Regions from separate parts of the Homo sapiens genome. Here region 2 is linked to region 1. Evidence: read pairs that join two places in POLR2A ChIA-PET (ENCODE). Cell type or tissue: PC-9. All regions are shown on one strand. Links, peaks and the distances in the headings refer to the core of each region. The heading gives the core; the rest is flanking DNA.

What was found. Peaks named below come from ENCODE experiments on the same cell type or tissue, not always from the same donor. Only the 100,000 strongest peaks of a DNase experiment are listed, where the experiment ranks them.
Region 2: POLR2A ChIA-PET joins it to region 1 with 21 read pairs; 2 of 35 experiments call an interaction of 5 or more read pairs at or near these places.

Annotation. Positions count from the first base shown.
Region 1 is chr3:197,511,343-197,521,269 of GRCh38, reverse strand. It overlaps BDH1 (3-hydroxybutyrate dehydrogenase 1), which reads left to right. Exons shown (of 8, transcript NM_203314.3): 7 at 6,854-7,006; 8 at 8,906-9,927. The coding sequence ends at 9,375. Among named protein-coding and RNA genes, the nearest start is that of LINC02012, 6.6 kb to the right of the region's middle. RefSeq lists enhancers at 1-458, 8,981-9,518. In PC-9, for the core only: no CTCF peak of the experiment used is centred there; a DNase peak (open chromatin) is centred at 4,559; H3K4me3 peaks cover 339 bases; H3K27ac peaks cover 1,230 bases.
Region 2 is chr3:197,082,796-197,092,878 of GRCh38, reverse strand. It overlaps DLG1 (discs large MAGUK scaffold protein 1), which reads left to right. Exons shown (of 25, transcript NM_001366207.1): 15 at 1,853-1,967; 16 at 7,123-7,299. Among named protein-coding and RNA genes, the nearest start is that of MELTF, 58 kb to the right of the region's middle. In PC-9, for the core only: no CTCF peak of the experiment used is centred there; no DNase peak of the experiment used is centred there.

The DNA.
Region 1 (9,927 bases), core at 1,326-9,325:
TGGAGCCGGGCCGCCCAGCAGCATCTGGAGAAGCGAATCTATGAAGTTTACCTTTGAGCTCCCTGACAGCCCAGGCAGAAAGGGTGTGCGTCATTCAGGCCTCTGCTTTCCCTCAGAATGGGGTGGGGCAGCTCTCAGGAGCAGCTACTTCAGTGGCTGGGGAAGGAGGCGGAAAAGGCAGGAGTGACCAGATCCCATGCGGGGAGCTCTGCTGAGCCTGTATCAGCCAGATGGATGTGCTGTCTGTCACAGCAGCTGCCTCAGAGGCTGCGTGTGTGGCTGTCGGTGATGCCGCTCCTCTGCCTGTCTCTGATGTGCCACCTCATCAGCCCACTGTCGCTCCCATCCTCCCAACAGGCCATTCACAGGCCTCTCTGTTCTCTGTTCTCGCTGAACATCTGTTTAATAATTAACAGGCAGAGCCAGCCCATTAAGAAAAGGCAGGATGGGTCCCGCTGGGGTGATTACCGGCTCAGAACCTGCAGCCTGCTTCGCCCTTCCCTGGCGGTAAATTCTCCTCCCTCCCACCTTCCCTGGGCAGCTGCTATATTTTCCTTCATAAACTACTGGGCAGGAAAACAGCTGCATCGGCACCATAAAGCCACTTGATTATAGCGTGGGTTTTGTGGTGATCTAAAATGCCCGTGGAAAGGCGTCATCACCGGAGACCCAAGCAGAGAACGCACCAGGCCGGCTTGCTCAGGCTGGCGGTCCTCGTCCCCTGCCCCCCTGACTCTGGGGCAGAATCACTTCCATTGTCTGTACTGGACTGGCCAGGCAGCCTAACCTACAAGGCAGGGTGGGCCCCGGCCCACACAGAGGGGAGGCACTCACCCCCTGCCCGGGGATCTGGGCTCCAACCCCAGCACCAGCCTGACGCGCAGACCTTTCCCTGCTGCTTTTCCCACGCCGGGCATTCCGGAGGGCTGGATGAACCTCTCACCATCAACTTCCTTAACCGATACTGCATTTTTTTTTTTTGGAAAAGGATTTGAAGACTTTTAGGTCTGAAGAAAACAGTACATCCGTCAGATATGCAGTGGCGTGTCCCCCATCTCCTGCTCTCGCTTTCTTCCCGTCTCCCTCTCCTCCCTCTCCCTGCTTCCCCTCCACACTCTGCCACTCTGCCATGTCTTGGCCTTGCCTTGGCAATTCCCCCTCAGGCAATGCCGGCTGTGAACTCCAGGGAGCACCCTCCCAGAGCGTTCCGACCCGCAGTGGCCGCCACCGACCCACACCCCATGCAGGACATGTCAGAAGGGTCCTCTTCCCCTTCTCCACCGGGGGGGCACATTTGGTTGGCGAGTTTGACGCCCTGCAGCCTGGCTCTGTGGAACAGTTGCTGCCAAAGCCCGGGGAGCCAGCCACGGGGGCGAGATGAAGGAGATTGTCTGGTGAGAGCCACAGAGCCATCTGCCACCGGCCCCGACCCCCGCAGGACGCTGAGGGACAGGACATCTGGAGCCTGGGACCAGCCCTCCCTGTCCCCACCCCAGGGGACACCGAGCCAGTGGGCCCGAGAGCAGGCCGTGGGCATGGCCTGATCTTGGCACATCACTTACCAGTCAGTCAGTCAACATTAATTAATTAATTAATTAATTTTTTTGAGACAGAGTCTTACTCTGCCGCCCAGGCTGGAGTGCAATGGTGCGATCTCGGCTCACTGAAACCTCCACATCCCGGGTTCAAGTGATTCTCCTGTCTCAGCCTCCCGAGGAGCTGGGATTACAGGCGCCTGCCACCATGCCCAGCTAATTTTTTTTTTTTTTTTAGTAAAGAAGGGGTTTCACAAGGTTGGCCAGGCTGGTCTCAAACTCCTGACCTCAGGTGATCCACCTGCCTTGGACTCCCAAAGTGCTGGGATTATAGGCCTGAGCCACCACGCCTGACCTGGGCTTCACTTATTAGAAATGTGATCTTGGGCTTGCACCTGCCCCCTGTGTGGGTCTCAGCTTGCCCATCTGTGAAGTGGGAGAGTGCTCTGAGCCGTCCAGCACTCATGCCTGGATCAGACCACTACAAGAGCATGGGAAGAATTTCAACACAAGCTGCTCGCAGGCTGACAGGCAGCAGAACATATGTGGAGGAGTAAGGGAGAAGCTTGGAAAAGGCCTGGCCTACCATGCTGTGGGATGGAGACCACAGAGCAGGAAGTGACTGATGGGGGGATCCACCTGAGGAGGGGATGGAGACCATAGAGCAGGAAGTGACTGATGGGGGGTGCCTGAGCGGGGGATGGAGACCATAGAGCAGGAAGTGACTGATTGGGGGGTCGGCCTGAGGGGGGATGGAGACCATAGAGCAGGAAGTGACTGAGGGGGGGATGGAGACCATAGAGCAGGAAGTGACTGATGGGGCGGGGAGGTCAGCCTGAGGGGGGATGGAGACCATAGAGCAGGAAGTGACTGATGAGGGGGGTCGGCCTGAGGAGGGGATGGAGACCATAGAGCAGGAAGTGACTGATGGGGGGGGTCGGCCTGAGGAGGGGATGGAGTCCATAGAGCAGGAAGTGACTGATGGGGGGGGGTCGGCCTGAGGGGGGATGGAGTCCATAGAGCAGGAAGTGACTGATGGGGGGGGTCAGCCTGAGGGGGGATGGAGACCATAGAGCAGGAAGTGACTGATGGGGGGGGTCGGCCTGAGGGGGGATGGAGACCATAGAGCAGGAAGTGACTGATTGGGGGGGTCAGCCTGAGGGGGAGATGGAGACCATAGAGCAGGAAGTGACTGATCGGGGGGGTCGGCCTGAGGGGGGGATGGAGACCATAGAGCAGGAAGTGACTGATCGGGGGGGTCAGCCTGAGGGGGAGATGGAGACCATAGAGCAGGAAGTGACTGATCGGGGAGGTCGGCCTGAGGGGGGGATGGAGTCCATAGAGCAGGAAGTGACTGATGGGGGGGGTCGGCCTGAGGGGGGATGGAGACCATAGAGCAGGAAGTGACTGATGGGGGGGGGTCGGCCTGAGGGGAGATGGAGACCATAGAGCAGGAAGTGACTGATTGGGGGGGGTCAGCCTGAGGGGGAGATGGAGACCATAGAGCAGGAAGTGACTGATTGGGGGGGTCAGCCTGAGGGGGAGATGGAGACCATAGAGCAGGAAGTGACTGATGGGGGGCGGTCGGCCTGAGGGGGGATGGAGACCATAGAGCAGGAAGTGACTGATTGGGGGGGGTCAGCCTGATGAGGAGATGGAGACCATAGAGCAGGAAGTGACTGATGGGGGGGGTCAGCCTGAGGGGGAGATGGAGACCATAGAGCAGGAAGTGACTGATTGGGGGGGTCAGCCTGAGGGGGAGATGGAGACCATAGAGCAGGAAGTGACTGATTGGGGGGGGTCAGCCTGAGGGGGAGATGGAGACCATAGAGCAGGAAGTGACTGATGGGGGGGGTCAGCCTGAGGGGGAGATGGAGACCATAGAGCAGGAAGTGACTGATTGGGGGGGTCAGCCTGAGGGGGAGATGGAGACCATAGAGCAGGAAGTGACTGATGGGGGGGTCGGCCTGAAGGGGGATGGAGACCATAGAGCAGGAAATGACTGATGAGGGGGTTGGCCTGAGGGGGGATGGAGACCATAGAGCAGGAAGTGACTGATGGGGGGGTCGGCCTGAAGGGGGATGGAGACCATAGAGCAGGAAGTGACTGATTGGGGGGGTCGGCCTGAGGGGGGATGGAGACCATAGAGCAGGAAGTGACTGATGGGGGGGTCGGCCTGAAGGGGGATGGAGACCATAGAGCAGGAAGTGACTGATGGGGGGGTCGGCCTGAAGGGGGATTGAGACCATAGAGCAGGAAATGACTGATGAGGGGGTCGGCCTGAGGGGGGATGGAGACCATAGAGCAGGAAATGACTGATGGGGTGGGGGGGTCAGCCTGAGGAGGGGATGGAGACATACAGCAGGAAGTGACTGATGGGGTCGGCCTGAGGGGGGGATGGAGACCATAGAGCAGGAAATGACTGATGCGGGGGTCGGCCTGAGGGGGGGATGGAGACCATAGAGCAGGAAATGACTGATGCGGGGGTCGGCCTGAGGGGGGATGGAGACCATAGAGCAGGAAGTGACTGATGGGTCTGCCTGAGGGGTGGGGTGAAGACGGAGGTGGAGGAGTGAGTGAGACAAACAGACCCAGGAGGCTTCTCCAGCAGCCCAGGAGACAGGCAGCGAGGACCCAAGGGAATGCTAGTGGAAACAGGAAGGAAGAACTGACCCAGCAGAGGAAACCAGCAACAGCCTGGGGCGTGGGGACTTTGTCCTCAGAGAGATCTGGGTCCAAATCCCACCCTCCCTGCCTGTTAGCTGGGTGACATTGACCAAGGTGCTTAACCTCTCTGAGCTTCAGTTGCCTCAACCGGATATGAGACAATTTAGGATCTATTTTCCAGGGTGGTTGTGAGGATCAGGGAAGTTAATGAATGTAAAGGGCTTGATTAGGGGTCTGCCAGCTGTCATGTTGATCTTGAGCTGTAATATTAGCAGTACTGGGTGACTCAGTAGGTGGGGGAGGGGTGGAGGAGCTGGAGGAGTCACAGACAAAAGTAAAATCATTAACAAAGAGGAGGAGCAGGCTTGGGCAGCTTGGAAACTTGACGTGTTGGTTGTGGTTAGGGTGAGTCAGGGACCCGTGGGACATTCAGGTGGAAGCGAGACAGGAGATGGGATGAGGAGAGAGAGCCGTGACTCCCAAGGAGAACTGAGGGGCCACTGGTGCGGAGGCGATCTTGGGGATGTTACAGGAAAGTTGCTGTCACCCAACCAGCGGGCATGCCTCCGTGAGTTTATTCAGAACATTGGCTGAGGATTCCAGATGGCAACTAGGTCCACCACTCTCAACACTCATTAAAGCTGTAATCCAGGGGCTGTGCACTTTCACAGGTCATGTTTCATTAAACTTTTTTGGATAGTAGCGTCAAATGTCATTGTTTTATTTTTAGGTAGAGAAAGGGCTGTATGCATTTTAAGTCATGGGATATTGTCCGTTATGAATCAAACACAAAACGGCTGCAAAATTCACAAACATGAAGAAGATGAGGACACCTAAGAGTTAAGTGTACTTTGAGAGGAGCAGGATTAGGCCAGGACATTGGGGGCCACTTGTATCTGGGGGCAGGTGAAAGAAAGGTGTCAGGGAAGATGCAGGAGATGCCTGGGTATCACTAATGCTGAGGGAGAGGTGAGCCTCAAGGAGTACTGGCAGTACTCATATCGTAGCGAGCCTGAGGAGAGTGAAGACTGGGGGTGAGGTCCTTGGTGTACCACCCTGGAGACCCTGGAGACTGCGTGGTCAGGACAGCTGAGGGCTGGGACCCAGTGTGGTATGGAAGGGAGATGGAGAGGATAGAGCGCGCGCGCGCGCGTGTGTGTGTGTGTGTGTGTGTGCGTGCTCTGTCACCCAGGCTGGAGTGCCGTGGCATGATCCGGCTCATTGCAACCTCTGCCTCCTGGGTTCAAGAGATTTTCCTGCCTCAGCCTCCCGAGTAGCTGGGACTACAGGTGCCCGCCACCACACCCGGCTAATCTTTGTATTACAGGATAGAGTTCTTGGAAGCCTGGCGTGGAGGGAGGGAGAGCAGGTAGCACAGTTACAGAAGGATCTTCGGGATATGGAAATGCGGTATTTGTGGACACTCATTCATCTAACACACATTTGTTGAGCTCCTAATGTGTATAGAACTGAAGGGATGGAGTCATGGGCAGTGGAAAAGCTGAAATTGTGTAAAAGAGAGAGAAGGATCAGTGGCTATGGTCTCGAAGATGACGTGGAAGTGTCAGCCATGACGGGTGGGGAGTGGCCTGCTGCTCCTCCTGGGAAGAGAAGAAGGTGAAGACTCAGGGCGCGTCTGCAGGGAGACAGTGGGAGCTGTGGGGTCGTGGATGACGCTGATCCTGTCATTAGCATCTGAGCGAGGTCACAGGTGAGACCTAGAGCAGGGAGACACCCGCAAGGCTTTGGTGGAGAGTGGGAGTGAGCTCTTCATGGACACTCTGTTAACCAGCAATTTCCTTTCCCTAATAAATGCCCTTAATTCTCCATAATTGAAGGAGAAGGCACCAGAGGGCAGTGAATGAAGCTTTAATTTGGGTAACACGGAAGGAAAGCAGCTAGAGACCAATTACTCTGTCATTTACACAAACTCATTTCCATGATTAACTTGGAAAATAAAGCAGCGCCGAGTTCCCACAGGCAGGGGAGGGCCCCAGGATGGGAGCTCTGCTCTGAGGCTGTGCCTTGGGAAGGAGCACGGGGCTATCGGCCCGGGAGACCAAACACTGAGGGTTTCCACAACAAAGAGGCAGGGCCCAGCTCTGTCCTGAGGCTCTGACCCATCCAGCCTTTGCACCCCAACAAACTGAACTCAGAGAGGTCCCTGCAAAACACAGCTGCCTCCTCGTGCCCACCTCCCCTGTGATTTCCCTGGCTTCTGGCAAGAGAAGAGAAGACGTGAGCAAAAGCTCAAGGGCAGAGATGAGTAAACAGGAACGGGGCGTGAAACTCAAACTCAGGGTGTGGGGATGGGATGGGGTGGAGTGGAGTGGAAGTGGGAATTTGAGGTGAGGTGAGACTGAAGGCCGGGGGACACGGCAGGCTGGGTCATGATGGGCCCAGAGACTCGAGCCAGGCAGATGTGACGTGAGGACTGGACATTCTAGACGCAAGGGAGGGCTGCAGTCAGCACTTTAGGCCTCTTTACCTCCTGTCGTTCCTGAGTGACTCTAGAAAGTTTCTTGAGAGCACTGGGCGAGAGGCTGGGAAGTCACAGGAAAGAAGCAGAGAGGAGGCTGGCCTGCAGGCTGATGGGCAATGTCTGGGCCAAGCCCATGTGGTAAATGCACATCTATCCCTCTCCTGTCCAGGCATGTGGGGCCTCGTTAACAATGCCGGCATCTCAACGTTCGGGGAGGTGGAGTTCACCAGCCTGGAGACCTACAAGCAGGTGGCAGAAGTGAACCTTTGGGGCACAGTGCGGATGACGAAATCCTTTCTCCCCCTCATCCGAAGGGCCAAAGGTGAGTGGGAAAGGGAGCTCCCTCCTGCCCCTGAACCTGCCCCACGTGTTCATCTTTGCTCAGAATGGAAATACCTGTCCCAGCAGCTCCAATGTCCACAACTCAGCAGAGGTGAGCTCGTGAATCCCAGGGACTATGCTGGGCCTGGGGTGATGGTGGGCAGAGGGGCTGTGGCCGGGTAGGGGAGGAGGAAGCAGAGCAGGTAAGAGGTCAGTGGTCCATGCAGCAAAAGCTTAAAGAGTTGAGCAGCCATCCACTCTGCACACCTAATCTATAGAGAGAATCACCCTTTGCACAAAGCTGTGTGTACACATCTTTGTATCAGTCAGGTGTGGTTAGTAAAATCTGGCATATTCATTCTATGGGTTATTTATATCGTAGTTTAAAAAATGAGATCATTGTGGTATTAGGGAACAATAGTAAAAATCAAGATTAGAAATTTGGAAAACCAACAAAACACCCAAACCATGTGGGTGGCCAAATGTGAGCAAACCACTTTAGAAGTCATTGACTTGGATTTTTTTCTCTGGCATAGCAAACAATTGTGGCAAAAAGGGTAAGATCCATACATCTATGGTGAAGTCCTAGCAACAACAAGCATGAACACAGACTGCAGCTGTAGGATTTTAGATGGAAACCCCAACCCTTCAGTGACTTCAAATTTAGAGCTTTCTGAAAGGTGCCTCCCCCAGGATGGGCTGAGTTCCCTCCCGGGGACACACCTGGATGGGCTGAGTGCCCTCCCGGGGACACACCTGGATGGGCTGAGTGCCCTCCCGGGGGCACACCTGGATGGGCTGAGTGCCCTCCCGGGGGCACACCTGGATGGGCTGAGGGCCCTCCCGGGGGCACACCTGGATGGGCTGAGTGCCCTCCCGGGGGCACACCTGGATGGGCTGAGTGCCCTCCCGGGGACACACCTGGATGGGCTGAGTGCCCTCCCCGGGACACACCTGGATGGGCTGAGTTCCCTCCCAGGAAAACTGGTCCCAGATCCGCCTCGGCTTCCCGGGCTGGGCCAAATGCAATCCACTTCCAACCCCTCTGTTCCCAGGGCCAGGAGGAGCTGTGGGAGGCCCCTGATGCCCCCAGGCTGGGCCTGTGGCCTTTGGAGGGGGATCACCACACTCTCCCAGTGCCCAGGACTCTCTCCTCATATCCTAGCCCTGAAGTCAGGTTCAGAAATCCTGCCCCTGCCCCTGCCTGCTGCTCTGTTTGCCAGGCGGTCCTGGTCTCCACCCAGGCTCCACCCTACCAGGGTGGAATGGAGTTGGGGAGTTGGGCCTAACAGCACGGGTCCTGTCCTCTTTCAGGGCTGTCCCGGGGCTCCCTCCCAGCTGCAGCCCCAGGTACTTCCTCGTCTGCACTCCAACCCCCATCGCCAGGGCTGCTGTCAGTGGCTAGACACTTGGCCCTAGTGTGCTACTTATCTGCACGTCGTACTACTGGAGCTGGACTTTAAGCTCCATAAGGGGAAGGGGAAGCTTTCAGGCTGTATTTCTCCCTCACCAGCACCAGACCTTGCCTATAGTGAAAGCTCAGATCCACACAGACAGCTGTCTCGCCTCCCACTTCTCCCCTCGTGTTTTCACCCCAAATTATCACCGCATCGGGCTTGATCTGGTTTTTGAGTCAGTTGCGTGTTGCCCATTACACTGTGCCCTGCTGCTTCTCACTCACTTGTCCTCCCCTGTCCTGCCTGGCACAGCCAGGTTCCCAGGGAAGACCAGGGGTGCCGATGCTGATGCGTGGGCCTGAGCTGGCCTTGCCTATTGACTGAGAAGGCTCCTGGGTGGCTCAGAAGTGGTTCCAGCCAAGCCTCTAGAGACATGCCAGACTTCTGCCCGCTGTGTCATAGGGCAGTAACGGCTTAGCAGGTACCTCTGTCTCCCTCTGTAGGCCGCGTCGTCAATATCAGCAGCATGCTGGGCCGCATGGCCAACCCGGCCCGCTCCCCGTACTGCATCACCAAGTTCGGGGTAGAGGCTTTCTCGGACTGCCTGCGCTATGAGATGTACCCCCTGGGCGTGAAGGTCAGCGTGGTGGAGCCCGGCAACTTCATCGCTGCCACCAGCCTTTACAGCCCTGAGAGCATTCAGGCCATCGCCAAGAAGATGTGGGAGGAGCTGCCTGAGGTCGTGCGCAAGGACTACGGCAAGAAGTACTTTGATGAAAAGATCGCCAAGATGGAGACCTACTGCAGCAGTGGCTCCACAGACACGTCCCCTGTCATCGATGCTGTCACACACGCCCTGACCGCCACCACCCCCTACACCCGCTACCACCCCATGGACTACTACTGGTGGCTGCGAATGCAGATCATGACCCACTTGCCTGGAGCCATCTCCGACATGATCTACATCCGCTGAAGAGTCTCGCTGTGGCCTCTGTCAGGGATCCCTGGTGGAAGGGGAGGGGAGGGAGGAACCCATATAGTCAACTCTTGATTATCCACGTGTGGATTATCCACCATGCCAGGAAGACCCATAACTGGTTTTAACACTAACTAGAGGGAATGACTTCTTTGCATAGTGAGTGACTTGGGCCTTCACAAACAGGGTGTGGAGTGGCAGGCAGAGGCCTCTAAATCTCAGGGCAAACATGGTGAATCTATCTCTCCGGAGATAATTTCATACAGAGATTTTAAGAAAACATCTTTATATTAAAAACAGATCTCATTTGATCCTTAAGCCAGTCTCATGAATGAAAAGGACAGGTTTTTTTCTTTTGTAAATGAAGCATTTGCAGCTTAAAGAGGATGCATGAAATAACCCTTTTATCGCTTATAAATAGTGCCAGTTATGTGTTCCTGCCACGGCTGTGGAAATACTTCACATTTGCATTCCAGGACTGTTTTGGATCCATTTGCCCGAGAATCTTCTGACTAACTCTGTGTCCTCATCTGGGCAGCACACACCAAG
Region 2 (10,083 bases), core at 1,022-9,021, 430 kb after region 1:
GAATCTAAATGTGTATCCACTTGGCAACAGTAATACTCAGGAAGGAACTATTCCAAGTGATTTTAAAATGGTAATTGGCCAGGTACAGTGGCTCACACTTGTGATCCCAGAGCTGTGAGAGGCCAAAGCGAGAGGACTGCTTGAGGCCAGGAGTTCAAGAACAGCCTGGGCAACACAGCAAGATGCCATCTCTACCAAAAATAATTTTTTAAAAATTAGCCAAGCATGTTGGTGCACACGATGGTCTCACCTACTCGGAAGGCTGAGGCAGGATTGCTTGAGCCCAGGAGCTCAAGCCTGCAGTGAACTATGCTTGTGCCACTGTAGTCCAGCCTGGGCAACAGGGCAGGACCCTGTCTCTAAAAATAAAAAAAGAAAACAATAATTCAACCATACATCTCTAGCTATAGCCTAAGGATTAAAAGCTACAGGAAATAGTTAACTGTTTACAGTAATCATATCATGGTAGTAGTGTTGGTGGTCTAATTCACTGTTGTAATATTGGATAAAACAAGTAAGTCATTATGCCGGTACTTTTATTCTGCTATCTCCACTATCTTGAGAACCAGAATTACTCATATCCAAGAAAGCAGATACAACGCTAAAATAGGAGAGCTTAAGTAAAAACCCAGTGGTCCTAATTTTTCATTAGAAAAACCAGTATAAACTCATGATATATTTTTATGATCTCCATTCATCAGTCTATAGTTTAGCTGTTTCTACACATACCAAAGACAACTTGCCATGGATTGATATTTATTTAATTATGATGGATACATTCTACTATTAAGGCTATTTATGTTTTTATTTTAAGTGTTTTGTTGTAATTTTGAAAGGATAGTAAAATATTTTATTATTAATGTGGAATTTTAAATGTTTCTAAGCTTTTTGATGAATTGTTGCTTCAGTTGAGCTTATTATCCGTAAAACAAAGTTGATGATTATGGTGAAAGAAAGAGTAACTCAACAATAATCATGCTTACTCTTACTCTGTCATCTTAACCTACACAAAATCCCAGAGAAGTTATTTGCTGTAAGACAGGCTTTATAAGAAACTCAGATTTGAAATGACCTAGTTGTCTGCAATTTGTTATAAATAGAGGGGAAAAAAGATATGTGTTTATAACCATGTAACTGCAATATTTTTGAAAAGGTGCTTAAACTTTTGTCATTAATAGATTTAGTAGTTTTTAATATGTAGCTTTAAATTGTCCATTTTCAAAATCATATTTTTGTATAAAAAATATTTTAAATAAAAATATTCACAAATATTACTTCAGATTGCTTTTGTGTCTTGAATTTTGATAATTTATAAATTATAAAATCAGTTAAAATAAATTTTGTTTATCACTTGTTTAAGGCATATTTTTCCCTTTAATGTTGACCCTGCACAAGTTCCATATTGAAGTATGTAAAATGAACTGATTGTCTCAAGGGGAAAAAGTCAATAATCAAAGCATCTAGTGTATTAATTATTATTATAGGTTTCTTCCTTAATATAAAAATTAGAATAAATCCTGATTTTTAAAATTTACACTTAAATTCAACAGTAATATAAGATTACTGCTGTCTGATGCATGGAAATTGTCATTTAATTGACTAAATGTGGTATAAACTTTAAAAGAGCATGTAGAAAAATTCTAACTCAGCCAATTCTAATTTATGGTACATTTAGGTTATTAATAATTTTTTTTTGAAATTTATGTGTTGGGCAAAATCTTTCGCATATTACTATTTTAAGGTTCTAACCACATTTAATCAATTATAGGACAGTTTACATATTTAATACGTTATCTTCAAATAACTTATTTTTTGAAAATATATCAATTTATTTCTCTTTTTCTTCCATCAGAATACAGTCGTTTTGAAGCTAAAATACATGATTTACGGGAGCAGATGATGAATAGTAGTATTAGTTCAGGGTCAGGTTCTCTTCGAACTAGCCAGAAGCGATCCCTCTATGTCAGGTAAATTTTTTTACTTCTAATTATGGCAAATCTTAATTAGTTATGCATGTAAATTATTTTGTATTTTTCACTATAACTTACTTAGTTTTACCGTAAGAAAATATATTGCCAATCAGTGTTGTTTTTTATTATTGATTCTCTCTGACAGTGTGCCTTTCAAGAATTGGAATATTATTGTATTAATAATTTTATTAATGAAAGTTATGTAATCCTTGAATAATGATGATATAATAAAGGAAGAAATTTCTGTGGACCAGAAATTGTTTTCAGATTGATGTGTTAGTAGTGACTACAAGCTTGATGATATCATGTCTAACACTTAGATTTAACCTCTGTCCTTTTCTAATATATTTTCCATTCAAGTAACATTTAATTACCTGGCAATTTCCATAGTAGCAAAGGAGGCATATGTAAATAATAATTTAAAATGTGAATAGCCTCGGTAAATAATGCATATTTGGAAAATTTCTACATGCATTTTTTAAACACTTGGGAGAAGGCAAATATGTTATTTTCCTATAATATATAAAGGTTAAGTGGCAACATAGGTCTAATAAATAGGTGATATTAGTATATAAACTGGGGTGTTTCTTTTTTTTTTTTTCATTTCGTTGGCTTATAAGACTTAAAACAGAAATCCGAATGTATTTGTATTCTGTATACTTTTAGTAGAACTTTAACTGATAACTTTATTATACTGTTACTGTAACATTAGCACTGTAAGTAATCTGAACCATTCTTTATAAATTATCATCTCAGTCGTCCTGATTCTGTTGGGGGACCTGTTCCTAATACGTTTCATTTATCCTTCTGATGAGAGAGATATGTTACATATATAAACATGTATCCTATACACGTGTATCTATACACACAAACAGGTACTCTGTACTTGTTTACATATGATATGACTTACTGTCTTCACATAATCTTACTCTGATACATCATGAAAGCAAACCTTTCTCACTTTCTTCTTTCTGTTCCTTTTGTCTTTTGCTGTACTTGGTACTTATAACCCTACCAGTGATGTGGGAATCTTAAATGCATCAGATTTTTTTTTCCCTTCGCCAATTCTAGCAGTACTCATTAAACTCTTGTGTTCCAAAGTCATTAAAAGTATTTTATATATACAAATATATCGAAGAAGGAAGAACATGGATTTTTCTACTCTCTTTTTTACACTTTCTTTTTTTTTGCTTATCTACATTTCCTAATTTTAGTATAATTAATAGGTGTTGCCTTTTATTTGTACTTGATTAAATATTTACAAAGGCATAAAAATCAGAACATAATAGGTTATATTTATTTTCGGTACATTTAGTGAATCTTCACTTGTTATTTTTAGAGAAGTAATGCTCTATTTTCTTTCTGTTTTTTTTTTTTTTTTAAAGACAGGGTCTCACTTTGTCACCCAGGCTGAAGTGCAGTGGCGCGATCTCAGCTCACTGTAGCCTCAACCTCCCGGGTTCAAGGGATCCTTCCGCCTCAGCCCCCCAAGTAGCTGGGACTGTAGGCACATGCCACCATGCCTGGCTAATTTTTGTGTTTTTAGTAGAGATGGGGTTTCACCATGTTTGCCAGGCTGGTCTCGATCTCCTGACTTCATGGGCCTCACCCACCTTGGCCTCCCAAGTGCTGGCATTACAGGCATGAGCCACTGTGCCCAGCTTCTATTTTTTAAAACCATATATTATCTAAAGACTTATAATGAAAAACAACTGTCACCGGCACCAGCCCCTAGTTTCATTCTCCAGAAACAAGCATCCTCCATTTTCCTAGCAAACTTCCTTCACCTCCTTATTTCTAAATATGAAGCCTTCGCCTCTATATTTCTAAATAACATGCATATACTGCTATCTTCTACTTTACCAGTTTTGCGCATTAGTCTTACAACCATGGTAGATGAGAACGTTTCTGTGTAGAACCAAACCACTCATTCAGTCTCATCACCATCACCCAAACATAGCCTATCTCTGTTAATAAAACTAATAGCATTTACAGTCATGTGACTATGCAATAGCTGTCATGACTCAGTCGAGTGGTACCCTATGAGCTGCCTCCTTTCTTCTGCAGCCCTTCATTTTTCCTGGACTTAATAATTGTCTTGCATTTTATTTGATTTTTCATATTCTTACTACTAAATATCTTTCTGTATCTTCCAGTAACCACTGTAGAGTTTTTCACATGATGAAAACATATGGTCACACATACGGTCTGATAGTTCAGGTTTTTTCTATCTTTATGCTCCAGTCTAGACTAGTTCCTCTGTAAACGTGCTGTATAGCTCTCAGCTGGGACTTCCCTTTTGCCATTATTCTATTTCCTTTGGCTGTCTACTATGTCACATGTTTCCTAGATGCCACATTTTCTTCTTTCTCAATTAATCTTCCTAGAGCACATCCTCCAGTAAATTCCTGCGAAAAGGTGTGTGGGAGGCACCCTTTGAGGCTTAGCATGTCTGAAATGACTTTGTTTTGCCTTCTCCCCAGTAGAGAATTTGGAATGTGGGGGAGGGAATGATACCCTGTTTTATTTTGCAGGAGCTCCCTCATCTTCCATTTCTTTTGTGGACATGATCTGGTGTGTCTCTGAGATTTTCTTCTGCTTTTTTGTATTCTTTGCTTTCTCTGTATTCCTTTTTTCTAGCTATCCTATTTTCTTGGAGGTTTTTTCTTTAGTGTTTTATATAAGGCATTCTTTAAATATCCAGTGTTCCTTTCATTGTTTTCCACTCTTAGGAATAGAGAAATGAAGATAATGGATTTAACTAGAAGACAGTGGGGTAAAGGGGGGGATAAATTGGCTCTTAAATTTTCTCTCCTGTCCCACGTCATTCTGTTCTTTTCTATAATTAAATATCCTTAGAGAAGAATCCCTGTCTCCTGCCAATAGTATAAACCAAGTTGCTAGAATTTTATTTTCATCCATTTCAGTCCAACCACCTTCCCCTTCTCCACCAAGTTTCAGAGTATACAGCTCCTCAAATTCAATTTCTCTGGAGACTAAACCACTGGTCTTCTGTGGGTTTGGGGACTGGGAAAAGGAACTTTGGTGGGGTTGGTCTAAGTGCTACATACAGTGTTTCTACCTTCTGTTTTTAGTACAGTAACTTATCCCTGCCTACCTTGGTACTACTGTACACTTCTAATTTATGACCATCTCCAGGATTCTTATGGAATAAAACTTGTTTCTATAACCCTCTCTGCTGCCACTCCATTTATAGCTTCTTTCATTCTGCTAAATTTAATTAGCATCATCCAGAAATGTGTTAAAATCTCTCTTCCCCTGTTGTCTTCTCTCTTTTGTATTTTTCGTATTTTATTGTCATTTTAATGAGTCAGGGTGGAGAAGAAATAGACACAGTGTGCTATAGTTAATCAGAAGCCTCATGGTTCTTTTTGAGATGGGGTCTTGCCCTGTTGGCTAAGCTTGTCTTGGACTCCTGGGCTCAAGGGATCCTCACACCTTAACATCCCAAGTAGCTGGGACTACAGGCACACACCACCACCACCACCACACCTGAGTCTTGTGGGGTTTTTTTTAGTCAATGTATTTCTAATTTCAAAAGCCAAAAAAAAAAAAGGCTGCAAAAAACTACCTACAGAATACCTCTTTATAAAGCTCTGAAACAAGCAAAAACATACATTATATCTTTTAGTCACTCACATATTATATGATAAAACCAAACCAACCAAAAAAGAATGAGTCAAAGAAATAAACATTAAGAATGATAGTTACATTCTAATAGTGGTTAACTCTTGATCCAAGGGAATCAGGATCAGAGGGAATATACGCAGGTGAATGTGAATTACTGATGAAGGTTTTGTGTGTAGTCTTGGGTTGGGTAGTAGGTGAACAGATGTTCATTGCACTCTTACGATTAATAACTCACATGTATTCCATGGGTTTCTTTTTTTATGAATCAAATATATTAAAAGAGAATGTTAAAATGCTAACGTAAGTAGAGATTGTGGGTGATTTCCTTTGTTGTTCAATAATACTGTTACATTTTGTGATTCAAAAGATGAATTTTTATAATAATGTAAGAAGTTAGTATTTTCCTTTTCTGAATGTCTTGACATTTGTACTACCTCTTAAGGTACTTTATTTTCTATTTTATATTATGCTTATTTGTGCCCTCATCTTCTCTATGTTTGAATGTATGTTTAAGTGAGCCCTCCTGCTTAACGATCCCCCCTGCTTCCCTAGCACCTTTAGCCCCACGAAAAGACTTGAAAGAACTCATTTGAAAAACCATTAACTACTAGTTTATTTATTTAGCCATCAAGTAATTCCACCCCTCTTGAGTTTTACTTGAAGAGCTAGGTTCTTAAATGTTGGGTAGTGTGAAAAAGATTACGATTTTCATCCTAATTTCCAGTTGCCAAATTAGAACAAAAGAATGAATAAATTATATTATAAATGTAATTGCTGTGATCCTTTCTTACACTCTTGAGAGAGCTTATTTGGACTTAAGAATTTGATTTATTTTAATGTTGTACATTAATTAATCAAGTGGTAGCACACAATATTTTCTTTTTATCAAATTTTAAAATATTCTTAACACTTTGCAATTACCGTATTAAATTATTACTTTCTCCAAAATATTTGGCAGCTGTTAAAGTCATCTGTAATTAGTGTCCATCATTGTTACTGACTCTGAAAACTCTATCAACTCTAGTATTGTGAACAAATGGAAGGAATAATTAATGGACAGAATAGTCACTATGTTGATCTAGTCGTACAGTCCACAACTAATAAATCAAATATATCAGGGAATTTGTTTTCCTACATGTATCTAATCAAAGTAAAGAGAAGAATGTATCTTAATACTTTTTGTTTATTAATTTCAAACTCTCTGGATTTGTCTATTTTAGAATTCAATATAACTTACCATTGGATTACAATCCAAGAGCGTTTTTAAAATTTGTCTTGTGATATTGAAAGAAACAAATAATACAATACAGTATTTTCATAGCAAGTTGATTTTGCTATTTCTTTTTTGTCTTATCTTGTATGCAGTGCAGAATTGAACTGGGCATTATTTGGCCTACTATGATATATTTAATTACCCAAATTACATATACTTTCAGAACCCTATGATATGTTGATTAATATTATAACAAGTGATTATGGACTTTTTTTCTTCTGACTCTAGAGCCCTTTTTGATTATGACAAGACTAAAGACAGTGGGCTTCCCAGTCAGGGACTGAACTTCAAATTTGGAGATATCCTCCATGTTATTAATGCTTCTGATGATGAATGGTGGCAAGCCAGGCAGGTTACACCAGATGGTGAGAGCGATGAGGTCGGAGTGATTCCCAGTAAACGCAGGTATGCCTGTTTCTTACCACTTGAATGTGAGGCAACATAAATAATTGATGTTCTTTTAAATTTTTTTTAATTTGTGACAACATGGATGGACCTGGAGTGCATTATTCTAATTGAAAAAAGCCAGACACAGAAAGACAAAAATCGTATGATCACATTTTTATGTGAAATCTAAAGTAGTCGAAGTCATACAGAGAAGAATGGTGGTTACCAGGGGTTAGGAGGATGGGGAAATGAGATACAAAGTTTCCGTGACACAAGATGAGTGAGTTCTGCACCTCCAACATGTAAGCATGGCAACTACAGGTAATAGTACTGTACTTGAAATTTGTTAAGAGGGTCGGTCCTAAGTGTTCTTACCCCCCAAAAAAAGGCAACCAGGTGAGGTAATGGATATGTTAATTAGGTTGACTGTAGTAATTATTTCACAGTATGTATATATATAATATATATATATAAAATCATTAAGTTGTACAACTTAAATATATACAATTAGGCTGGGCACGGTGGCTCATTCCTGTAATCCCAGCACTTTTGGGAGGCTGAGGCGGGTGGATCACTTGAGGTCAGGAGTTCAAGACGAGCCTGGCCAACGTGGTGAAAGCCTGTCTCTACTAAAAATACAAAAATTACCTGGGCATGGAGGCACACGCCTGTAGTCCCAGCTGCTCGGGAGGCTTAGGCAGGAGAATTGCTTGAACTCAGGAGGCCGAAATTGCAGTGACCTGAGTTTGCACCACTGCACTCCAGCCTGGGAGACAGAGCAAAACTCTGTCTAAATATCTATATCTATATCTATATCTATCTATATATATAAAATATACACATAAAAAAATTAAAAATAATCACCAGAACTGAAAAAATAAATTTATTTTACTAAAATGATTTTATGCTCAGTTTTTTATATTGTGTTTCACAGCCATTTGATTTTATTCAAATGGAATTGTAACCAGTGACATAACTAGAAAATATGGGCCAGGTGCAGTGGCTCACACCTGTAATCCCAGCACTTTAGGAGGCCGAGGTGGGCGGATCACGAGGTCAGGAGTTTGAGACCAGCCTGGCCAGTATGGTGAAACCCCGTCTCTACTAAAAATACAAACATTAGCTGGGTGTGGTGGCGGGCGCCTGTAATCGCAGCTACTTGGGAGGCTGAGGCAGGAGAATTGCTTGAACCCAGGAGGTGGAGGTTGCAGTGAGCTGAAATTGCACCACTGCACTCCAGCCTCGGCGACAGAGCAAGACTCTGACTCAAAAAAAAAAAAACAACAAAAAGTGATGCCTCCAAGCAGAAATTGATCTAAAGCTACTAGTTACTGAAAACAAAGTAAGTATATATTAAATCAGTGTGCCATTTAGCTATACCAGTGAAGAGAAAACTGAAAGTGTCTGTGGTTGGTGTAGGTAAGTAAGAGGACTTAAATTTTGTATTTTTGGTGGCATGAATTTCTTCCTTCATGCCAAAATGTTTGGAAATATCTGGTAATACGCTTCACTTCTCTTTTTCCTTGCTTAAATTACATGTATTGGTGCAGTTCACTGGTCTTTTCTCTTTGCTTTTAATGATTATATATAGGTAGATAGGTAGGTAGGTAGATTGATTTTTTTAAGAGACAAGGTCTTGCTCTGTCGCCCACGCTGGAGTGCAGTGACATGATCATAGCCCACTGAACCTCAGACTCCTGGGCTCAAGCTATCCCCCCACCTCAGCTAGTAGCTGGGACTCCAGGCGCGTGTCACTGCACCCGGCTAAGTTTTTTGTTTTTGTTTTTGTTTTTGTTTTTGTTTGTGGAGATGGGTTCTAGCTATGTTGCCCAGGCAAGTCTTAAACTCTTGGCTTCAAGCGATTTTCTCACCCCAGCCTCCCACAGCTCTGGGATGACAGCTGTGAGCCACTGCAGCCAGCCCTAATGATTCATTTTAGTGATTCATGGGTGTATACTTAGCACATAGCAAAAGTAGTTAAGGACAGGCCCTCTTTGCAAAGGATGGTCCCAGCTTAGAGGACCTCTTCTAAGGCCTGTGAAGTGCTGTTGAGTGTCTCTGCTTTTGTGGGGAAGGTGTTAAAATGTCATTTCAGAATTCCCCTGAGATAGCTTATTTATGAGATCTGCTTCATCCAAATCATTGTCTGGAAGTTCTTCTTTAAGAGCTTTTTAAAGTAGTAGTAGTAAGATAGCCAGCAAAAATAGTTAATGAGATCATAAAGAAATGTTTATTATAACTAGTTAATTCATTTTAAGTCGATTATGCTGTAATAAACATCTTTTTCTTATTAGTTGAATTTATACCTATTTCGTAACTATTTCTAGACCTTTATTTATTTACCTGTTTGTAGAAGTTGAAAAGTAATATTATTAAATTATAATCAAGATTTATAATTATGATTTTCGGGCTTATAACTGCTGTTGGCTGTATCCATATATTTAGCATGATCCAACTATTTGGCTAGATCTTTCAGTTGATGACAAATCCTCTTTTAGCAATGCAGCAATCAGCATAACTTTTTTCCAGAAATAGAACATAGTCTGCTTTAAATTCGGAAATGCTTCCTCTATGCCTTGTTGAGTCAGTAGAAACCTTACATCTTAAATATCAAGGTCAGAGCTCCTAAAAATTGTCTTGGTTCTTGGAGTCTCATACCTTACAAAGGCTTTCTGTGCCTACACCCAATAATAAACACTGTTGGCTTCACTGGAGAGATTTTTTTTTCATTTTGTACAAAAATTCTATAAGATTGTGTTTTAAAGCAAGCAATAATGTAAGAAAGATATCTTGAGACCTCTG